Linked DNA regions of Homo sapiens: region 1 is linked to region 2. A link is an interaction called in ENCODE POLR2A ChIA-PET data of the cell type or tissue named here. Cell type or tissue: MCF 10A. All regions are shown on one strand. Links, peaks and the distances in the headings refer to the core of each region. The heading gives the core; the rest is flanking DNA.

Region 1 (5,385 bases), core at 218-5,217, 81 kb before region 2:
ACCAGCTGATCCAGTTGCCCCGATATCATCTTGATACTTCTGTCTCCAGAACTGGTAAGCTAGAAGTAACCCCAGGGTCTCCTAGCCACATCCTAACAGCTATATTGATTCAGTCCATATCCTTGACTTCCAGCCTCAGTTTCCCTCAGTCTGTCTTTTCAGTGCCCCCCCACCCCGAAAACTGAGACTTGTCCTGAACCCAGGTCCTCTTGGCTTGGGTTCTGGTTGTGGTTCTGAGTCCCTGCCTTCCCTGGCCAGCATCCTTTCACGTCGGGGCTGACCCTGCTCCACTGGTTGAGTCTGTGTGTTTGAAGTGGACAAACTCCCTCCAGTTTTAGCTGCTGCTCTCAAGCAGCAGACCAGTTGACTTGTGGGAATAGTCCATGGTGCTGAGAACCCTATACAACTTATGTCCAAGCCTGCTAAGTTATTAATAATAAGTACAGTGTTCTAAAGGTGAGGACCCCAAGGTCTACAGAATAAATATGACTTTGTGACAGTCAAATAGCAAGTTTGTATCATATTAGGCCTAGAACTCAAGGTTTTTGCAATCTAGTCCCCTCCATAGGCAGACTTAGCCCCATTCTAGGGTAAACTGCTTTCCTCCTAGTTTATGCCTAGAAATTTAGAAAATATTCCAAAGCAGAAGCCCAATTACAAGGCCTGAGACCCACAGGATGGAGGAGGAGAGAAGACCCCAGTGTTTGAGAATAAAATTAGTTCTACTTTTCAAAAGAGGGGCATGAATCAGGAAAGTCCTGAGCAGCAGGACTGATTTTATGTGGAGCCCTAGACCATCAGTCTGGATCTAGTCATCTTAAGATGCTTCTTACATCTCAAGAATGTACCAGGAACCTGGAGTAGGGCTGGGCTCATAGGTGAGAAGAGACAGGGTAGAAAATTGAGGAAGGATATGGGGGTGAGGAACCAGGCTGGACCTGACACAGAGATGTTCAAGTAGCCCACATGTCAGTTGAGACCTCTCTGCTTCATAAGTCTTGGGTAACAATTGACTTAAAATACACATCCCCATGGCCTATGGAAGTCTACAGCTTTCTCCGAAATTTCTGTAAATACCCAGGACACATACATTCTCCTGTCCTAGTCTCTCAGGGATAATGTTCTTTGAGTAGTCTTTGCTCTGTGCTACATCAATCAAAGCATAAATTTAGCTCTTTCACAGAAAAAAATCTTAATATACCATATATGAATTTAATAGACTTTGCTGAAAATGTTGGGAGGGGTTTCACAGAAAGTGAGTCTGCTCATTCACTGTACCCTGGACAACCTAAAAGTCTCATTCATCATTGCACATTCTTGCTCCCTGCAGTCCTTGTCAGCCACCCACTTAAGATGGTTTTCTCTATTGGCTTCAACACTACACCCACCCTCACCTCACTGCACCCATCCTCACATGCTCCTCTGGTTCTTCTGTCTTCCTTCTGTCTTCTCTTTCCTCTGTTCTTTCTTCTCCATCCAATCTCTCCAAAGTCAGACATAAATTCCTTTCCTTATCTCATGCAGAGAGGCTCTAGTGGGGGAAGGAGGAATTATACCTCGTTTGCTTCATTATTAAACTCTTTTTTTTTCCAAGCAAAAACACTTCCTTCCCATCAAGAATTCTAGTGCCAGATGTTTATTAAGGTAATTCAAAAAATTACTCAATACACATGTGTAAACAAAAAGTATGCAGAGTTATTCTGATGGATAGTTCATGCCAGACCAAGCACTATGATAGTCCTATTCAAAATGGACTAATGAGAATGTTTAGAGCATCCTGTCTGATTTAGGAGTATGCCCTTGACCATAAAAGCTCAGCTGAATCCCAGAACTGAGCCTGGGAAAACTTGATTTGTCTTGTGCCCTTTGAAAGAATTTTACAAACTGCTGCTACAGGCAAGATACCCAAAATGGGGTGCTGCTTTTATTAGATAAGACAAAAAGGTACCTATGGCAACCAGAAAGTTTCGAGGTTTTTCAGACCTGTGTGGACTCTTAAGGTATTTTCAGCTCGCAAAATTTTAGCTGAACTGTGATATCAATTCAGTTGCAAAAATTGGCATGAGCAAAAATGCAATGGTCATTTCATATGGTCAAATCAGGTGACTAGCTGAACAATGAAACTTCAAGATATGTGGCTTGTTCCACTTGCTACCTAATGGTGTAAAACAACAACCAGTTTATTATTCTCAAGGATTATATGGGTCAGGAGTTTGGGAAGGACATGACAAGGACAGCTTGTATTTGCTCTACAACATCTAGAACCTCAGCTGGAAAGTCTCAAGGCTGAGGATTACTGAATAGCTGGGAGCTGGAATTATCTGAAGGCTCTTTCACTCATGTGTCTTGGTGCTTGAGGTCAGAAAGTCTGCATATGACCTCCTCATCTGGGCTTCTTCATAGTTTGCTGGTTAAATTCTGTGGTAAGAAGCCTCTAAAATGGTCCCCAATGAGTTCCACCTGCTGGTATTCACAGCCTTGTGTAATCTCATCCCCTTGATTAAATTGCTTCTAACTCATAGAATATGGCAACATTGAAGGAATATTTCTGCTATGATTAGGTCACAAGATAATCTCTCTCTTTCTCTGGCTTTGATGAAGGAAACTGCCACAATGAAGAAGCTCACATGGTAAGGAATTGAGTGTTACCCTGGCCAATAGCTATACAAAACTAATGGTCTTCAGTCCAACAATCCCTAAAGAAGTGAATCCTGCCAAAAACCACGAATAAACCACGTAAGTGACTTTGGAAGTAGATTCTTCTCCATTCAAACATTCAGATGAGACCCCAGCCCTGACCAAAATCTTGATTATAGCCTTGTGAAAGATTCTGAAGCAGAAGACACAGTTAAACTGTGGTTGAGTTCCTAACTCAGAAACACTGTGGGATGGATAATAAATGTGTATTGTCTTAAACTACTAAGTTTTGGGGTTGTTACATAGCAATAGATATCTACTATAAGTTCCAAGAGCAAATATCTCACAAGAACCAGGCAGAAACCATAGCTTTTATGACCTAGGCTCAGAAATTACATAGCATAATTTCCCCCAAATTCACAAGCCTGTACAGATTCAAGCAGATGGAATATAGACCACATCTCTCACAAGGAGGGTTGTACAAGTGCCAACATGTCATCATAGGAAGAACATGTGGGAGGAGAGATGCTGCTGTGGCCATCTTTGGGGAACACAGTCTGCCTTGTGGCTCTTTGGCCTTGACCTGTAGCATGGCCTGATCTACTCATGTGAAAATTTCAAGGAAGATTTATGTTGTTTTGCTATTTTGAAATTGAGGTTTTGTTTATGTTCCTCCTGACATGTCTCCTCTGCTTTTAAGAAATTCTCAAGCAATTCATCAGCACGTCACAAGATTAATGGGAGTTTCCCCTCCTGCAACCAAGGAGACCTCAGAACCATAATTTCCAAGAATGTGAATGACTATCTGAAGAATAAGATCCTCTCCACTTAAGAGTGACTCCTAATAAATTACAACATGCCCTGGCTACACGTTCTGAAACATTCCTGTATTGCCCCACACTCCATGCCAGTTGAGGGGAAAGAAGACAGTGAATGAGGGGGATGTGGTTGGGGGATCTAATGGACACTCGGGCGGGGCTGACTCCAGTGGTATTTCCAGTACCCCATAAACTCACAGAACTTCTGAACACGAAGGAATCTCAAAGATCGATCAATTAAATTTATACTGGAAATGTAGCTACGATCATAGCTATGAATTGAATTTATTTATTTAGTGAGATCTGACTATAATAGTATGTCCTTTATAGCTGAATGAAGTAGACATTAGTGTCTAATAGAACTCAAGTATGTCAGACTTCACCAGTTTGTAAACTCATGCTTCTATTTAATGCACCATCATTGTAGCTTGAGCCTCATCCTACTTGACTTCGTGAAATCAGGATTTTATCCAATTCCGCTGGGGAACACTTACGTGGTCCACCCATTTCCTCTGTACTTTTCATCTCTGCCAGCTGCCTGGCCCCACATGGGGGACTCCTATGTCTGAACACCTGCTTCCTTCAGGGTACAACTTTCCTAACTCCACTGTTGTGCCCCAGCATGGGCTGTACAGACTCCTCCACCATTTCCCTGTTGTGATAAAGCAGACTAGGCTGAAACTTTTAACAAGACATTACCAAAGGCTTGGAGAGAAAAGAGAATTACAACAGAGAGAAACTTGAAACTCAGTACCTTTGCCCAGATTCCCCAGTCTCTGGGTTTGACTTCTACATTGCTCTCTACTGCTGCCATGGAGGAAGGGCCAGCCTGCCTCCCCACAGTGGGAAGATACTTCATTCTACAAATCCTTGAGGTTCAGATCAAGGAGGCAGTTATTTCCCTCACACTTCAACCTAAGCTCCATGTCCTTAGTCTTTATTTCCTGCCTTAGGATTGATCGTGTTCCAGGAGGCCTGAGAATTAATGTGTCTATTTCGTGGAAAACTCCAACTTCTAAACAATAACATAACAAGCATTCTAACCATAGAACACTGTGTGTGATAATAACAGCCCAGTCAATGCTGAGTCCCATAAAGCCCAGTTAAGTTCTTTTCCCCATTCTCTCCTCTAGCATGAGTCTATGATCATGGTTATACAGTTGTCTAGCCATCTTCAGTGTCTCAGCTCTTGAGTTTCTATGATTGTCTAGTTGGAAAATGGCTTATTCGGCCTGGCATAGTGGCTCACGCTTGTAATCCCAGCACTTTGGGAGGCTAAAGTGGGCCAATTGCTTGAGCCCAGGAGTTCAAGACCAGCCTGGGCAACATGGCAAAACCTCATCTCTACAAAAAATACAAAAATTAGCTAGTCATGGTGCCCCTATAGTCCCAGCTACTCAGGAAGCTGAGGTGAGAGGATCGCTTGAGCCCAGGAGATTGAGGCTGCGGTAAGCAGAGATCATGCCACTGCACTCCAGCCAGGGCAACAGAACAAGACTCTGTCTCAGAAAAAAAGAAAAATGGCTTATCCGTTAAAAAATTTTCAAGAGCAAGCAATAATAAAGTGACAAATGGCATTGTAAATACATAGGAAATTTTAGGCTGGGCATGGTGGCTCTCACCTATAAAGCCAGCATTTTGGGAGGCTGACGTGGGAGGATCATTTGAGCCCAGGAGTTTGAGACCAGCCTGGGCAACATAGTGAGACTCCATCTCTGCAAAAAAATAAAAATAAAAAAAATAGCCAGGCATGGTGGCACATAACTATACACCTAGCTACTCAGGAGACTGAGATGGGAGGACTGCTTGCGCCCAGGAGGTCAAGGCTGCAGTGAGCCATGATTGTGTCACTGCACTCCAGCTTGGGTGACAGAGCCGGACCCTATCTGAAAAGAAAAGAAAAGAAAAGAAAAGAAAAGAAAAGAAAAGA
Region 2 (5,385 bases), core at 270-5,269:
CAATGTCTTCATCATAAAATTTTTCATAAGTTTTTAGTTATAGCTGTAGGTTTCATTGTTTACTTGAAAGAAAATTAAAAACTAATTTTGCCTAGGGAAATATTTCACATAACTGCTTAAGTTTAAATGAATTTCAAACAGTATAGATTGATCTAGAGTATAGGAACAAAAAGATTGTTAACTAAGAAGATAAAAAAGTTTGGGTCTTTTGGGAAAATTAATACTATTGCAGGGAAGTACAGAGAATTCTCACTTTAAAATGTTTAAACAATAGTGCTTAGTTAAGCTCCAACACTCTGCTAGTTTCTTGGGGTTGCCATAACAAATTACTACAAACTCGTGATTTAAAACAAACACCATTCTCTCACAATTCTGGAGACTAGAAGTCTGAAGTTAAGGTGACAGGAGGGCCTCAGTCTCTCTGAAGGATTTAGGGAAGGATCCTTCCTTTCCCTCTTCCAGCATCTGGTGGCCCCAGGGGCTCCTTGATTGGTGGTAGCATAACTCTGATCTCTTTCTCTGTCATCACATGGCCGCATTCTCTGTTACTGTGTCCAAATCTCCCTTTCTTTTCTTTTATAAAGATGCTAATCATTGGATTTAGGGCTCACCCTAAATCCATGATAATTTTCATCAGAAGATCCTTAACTATATCTGCAAAGACCCTGTTTCCAAATAAAGTCACATTATGAGATTCTGATGGACGTGAATTTTTGGACAACGCTATTCAACTCACCACAAACACAATGGTTCATGCAGTTATTATAATAATAGTAGTTTGTAAATATTAGGAAATCTATCTGGATAGAACAGTGCTAAATAGGCTTAATTTTTTAAAAACAATTTTGCAACAAACAAAATTATTCAAAAAGCCAAACATATGAAATAGGAATCACTCCCACAACATTACAAGTTAAATCAGCATCCACTCTAAATACTTCATTGAAAAATAAGCTGTAGAAAATTCAGAATTCCTTGGAAGACAGATACATAGCTTTGCATGATTTTTTGTTTGTTTGTTTAGAGACAGAGTCTTTGTGATGCCTAGGCTGGTCTCAAACTCCCGGGCTCAAGCGATCTGCCCGCCTTGGCCTCCCAAAGTGCTGAGATTACAGGCCTTTTTTTTTTTTTTTTTTTTTTTTGAGATGGGGTCTCGCTCTGTTGCCCAGGCAGGAGTGCAGTGGCACTATCTTTTTAAAGTTTTTTGTAGAGATGGGGTCTCCCTATGTTCACCAGGCTGGCCTGGAACCCCTGGCCTCAAGGAATCCTCCTGCCTTGGCCTCCCAAAGTGCTGATATTACAGGCATGAGCCATTGTACCGAGCCTGTTTTACACAGTTTTAAGAAAGGCTTAAATTTGTGTTGTGTTCCTTGTTCTAACTTTAAATTACTAGTGCCACCTGTTTTCTCCATATTATTATATTGATAACAACCAGTAGATACTTTCTTGGGATCTAGTGTCACAGCCTACATTTCTCTATACACTTGTTTTACAAGCAGAGACTATCAGATTGAATCTTCATTCATTTAAAAAAATTGAGTGTGTTCACATTATTGCATTGACTCTTCATGGTTACACTGAGTTATCCTTGAAGGTGCATAAAGGTAAAATAATTTGTCCATGTTCATACTGATCATGAATGGAATTAAAAGGGATTAAATGAAACTTGAACCCAGTTTTCTGGCTTTAAATCAAAACTTTTGTCTATAAATACATTGTGGGGACTGGGAGGTGGAGATGAGTAGTGGCAAAGGCACTGAATTGATAAACAGTGAGTAGATTCTCAATTTGGCTGGAATATTGGGACCATAAGAAGAGAACTAATGAGTAATAAATGAAGATTATATTAGAGCAGCCAAAACAGTTTTTTTTCCAACTATTTTACTAGGCCAACCACTTTACATTGTGTTTCTTCTGTCCTCCTTCTCTGGAGTTGAAATTCTTGATATTTTGGCAGCCACAGGTGAGAAAATTGATACAAATAAATAAAAGAAAATTTAAAACTTGTTACACAGGAAGGTTTAAAAGTGTTTTCACTTTTGGTAGTGGAAACTTTGGTAGTCAGGAAGATTGAAAATGCTTTTGAAAATTTTTTTTGTTGCAAAGTATGGTTGCTGTTTTTGGCATAACAGGTTAAGTCCAGATTCCTAATTATGGTAGAAAATAATTTTTCCCCTCATCAGTAAAGTATTTTGTAGAAAGTAAAAAACTATGCAAATTGACCACTGTTAAAAGATCATTCTCAGAAAACATTGCTTTTTTTCAAGCTTCTTGAATTTAATGCTTTGCTTTTAACTATGATTACAACTCCAGAGAATTTTCAAATGTTGAAACCTGTATAGCATGTTGTAATCTGTAGTGTTATGAATACCACATAAATTTAGAGACAGCAATGAAACATCACATTTTTTTCCCCACTCTTAAATGTTGACTTAAGAAGTCACCTAGTAGACTCTCACTGGTAGGTATGATTAAAAATGGATAGAGCCTATAGAATTTTTTGTTAAAATATTTATTTTGAAACAATGAATTGTTCCCCAAGAAGCAGTTTTTGTTTTACTCCTTCTAGTGTATTGGTTTTTTTGTTTTGTTTTAAGATTCTGTTGCAGCCTTGGAAATGAGGAGGATTGGGATACTTTTTTTTTTTTTTTTAAATTAATGAAAGAATGTTAAACCGTAGAATACAAGTTAATGAAAAGTCATGTAAGTAAAAAGCAATTTTAGTTTTGTAAGGTATACATGTATTTTACTGTAGAAACTAAGAACACGAATAGTAAAACAGTATTCAGTACATCCTACAAATAACTTAAAATATTTTAGTTTTATCTTGTGTAAGTAGGAAGTCATGCGGAGATGGGTGTCATACCCGTCAAGATGCTCCAACAGAGAATCAAATATACTTTGGTCTTAGAATTTAGAGTTTTGCCACTAAAGACTTTTAAAGCCATATTGTGCTTTTATAGTTACAAGCACAAATGGGGGTAACACCTTGGGAAAAGTTCTGGCTCTCAAAGGAACCAGGTTAATTGCCTTTGCTTTCAGATTGATTGTCTGGTGTTCTCTCTTTCTTTTTTTTCTCTTCTCTCTCTTTTCTCGGTCTCCTTTCTCTATAAACTGTGTTTTGTTTTACTCACATTTGACTTTACCTCCTTATGGACTTAGTTTCTGGACTGATCCTTTCTCCCTGGCTATTGAGTTCAGGTGTCCATGTGATTTGGAAACTCTGCTCATCTATTTTTCTACCCAGTTTTTACTTTTAATTCATAACCAGGATGGTGGTGGTTCTGCTGCATATTTCTGGTGCATGCTTCTGCATATTCATTTGCATATTGCTTCCACTGACGTGCCTGTGCTAAACTGTTTTACTTACAGTAGTAATACATACTTGTTAAAAATTTTAAGCATTACAGAAACTTGCAGACTCTTGAATGTAGTACATAGCTCTACAGATCTTATCACAATGAATTTGTTTCTAGGTACTTGAACAGAAACTTTCTAATTCTTTCTTTTTTTTTTTTTTTTTTGAGATGGAGTCTTGCTCTGTCACCCAGGCTGGAGTGCAGTGGCACAATCTCGGCTCACTGCAATCTCCACCTCCTAGGTTCAAGCGATTCTCCTGCCTCAGCCTCCTGAGTAGCTGGGATTACAGGTGCCCACCACCACTCCCAGCTCATTTTTGTATTATTAGTAGAGACAGTGTTTCACTATGTTGGCCAGGCTGGTCTTGAACTCCTGACCTCAGGTGATCCGTCTGCCTCGGCCTCCCAAAGTGATGGGATTATAGGCGTGAGCGACTACTCTGGCTGAAACTTTATAATTCTCTTAATAAAATGAAACTTTCTAATTCTCTTAATAAAATGAAACCCTTAATAAAACAAAACCCTGTAATTTTAAACACTACAGAAACCTGCTGACTCTTGAATGTAGTACATATCTCTTCAGATTTTGTCACGATGAATTTAGTTCTAGGTACCTGAACAGAAACTTTAAAATTCTCTTAATAAAATGAAACCCTAGTCCTCCAAGGTTGACAGCGGAAGGAGCGCCTGCCTCTGTATGGGAAGGATTGGCTTGAACTCAAAGCTCCAGTTCTTCTATTTCTCCAGTGATCTCATGGAGTGCCACTTTTTCTTAACATTCTGGCCTAACTCCCACTGCCAAATCATTCATACTTTTATTTGCTGAGGCAAAGCTGCAGCAGTGAAATAAAACTTTTCTAAAGGTTAAAAATAAAAAGATAATGAAACCAGAGAATAACTTTTAAGTCAGTAGTCTGGTTTGCAAGGTATAGTTTCCTCCTTTTCAGTCTGTAGTCTCCTAAAGGGATTCCACCCTGCCTAGTTTGTGGTCTGCCATCATATGATGAAGGTCATCTTGCCTTTCAGCATGTTTCCTTAAGTCTAGGCCCTAGATGGTGGCAAGACAGACAACCTATTCCTGTCAGGTCTATCTAATGAGGTCCATTTTCCTGGTTCCAGTTTTCCATCCAAATGTCTGTTTCTTTTCTGTATGATTGATATCAGGGCTATGCTTCAGGAGATATTCCATTTCTTATCCAAGGCCTTAAACTACAGCACTAACTGGTCTGCTACATTATAATTTAGCACAAGAAGAAGAGATACACACATACAGCAGTGTGGGAAGGGACATCTTTGTTTTTGTACCTGTTTGCCACCCATGGTCCTAGCATTGACAAAACTTTGATGTTACCTAGAAACATGGTCATAACATTCATACACAAATCAAAGCACAGCTAAATAAGCTTTATATTTTCTGTTTCTTCTAAAAGAAAAATAAGTTCTTTAGAAGCATGTGCTCATATTTATTTTTAATTGATTCATTGTAGTCTTTTCTGTTTGATTTTAATCTGAACAAATAATGATACAATTTTTATTACTTAGTAAGCATGAATGTTGAAGCAATTTTTTAAAAAACAGTAATTCGAGTTCAAAAACATCTAGATCCTGGGCTGATTTAACTTGTGCAATTAAGTTGAAGTAATGATTTCTGAAAGCTTGTCCTATCCCTTTCATTTGACTCCCTTTTGTACAATGGGTCTGTTCTTTCTACTAATAATTAAACAGAATAATTAGTTATCAAATAATTCAAAAACTAAAAACGGTCTTCTATTTACATGTTACAAAAAGGCTCACTCCAGGGATTTATTTATTCATTTATTTATTTATTTATTTATTTTTTTTTTCGGAGACGGAGTCTCACTCTGTCACCCAGGCTGGAGTGCAGTGGCGCGATCTTGGCTCACTGCAACCTCTGTCTCCCAGGTTCAAGTAATTGTCCTGCCTCAGCCTCCACAGTAGCTAGGATTACAGGCATGTGCCACCATGCCTGGCTAATTTTTGTATTATTAGTAGAGATGAGGTTTTA

What was found. ChIA-PET counts read pairs that join two places held together with the same protein. Peaks named below come from ENCODE experiments on the same cell type or tissue, not always from the same donor. Only the 100,000 strongest peaks of a DNase experiment are listed, where the experiment ranks them.
Region 1: POLR2A ChIA-PET joins it to region 2 with 5 read pairs; 5 of 35 experiments call an interaction of 5 or more read pairs at or near these places.

Annotation. Positions count from the first base shown.
Region 1 is chr11:10,353,421-10,358,805 of GRCh38, reverse strand. All of the region lies in intron 2 of CAND1.11 (a long non-coding RNA gene), which reads right to left. Among named protein-coding and RNA genes, the nearest start is that of CAND1.11, 48 kb to the right of the region's middle. RefSeq lists enhancers at 4,286-4,816, 4,817-5,348. In MCF 10A, for the core only: no CTCF peak of the experiment used is centred there; a DNase peak (open chromatin) is centred at 3,315.
Region 2 is chr11:10,272,890-10,278,274 of GRCh38, reverse strand. The region is part of intron 1 of SBF2 (SET binding factor 2); the gene reads left to right. Among named protein-coding and RNA genes, the nearest start is that of SBF2, 19 kb to the left of the region's middle. In MCF 10A, for the core only: no CTCF peak of the experiment used is centred there; no DNase peak of the experiment used is centred there.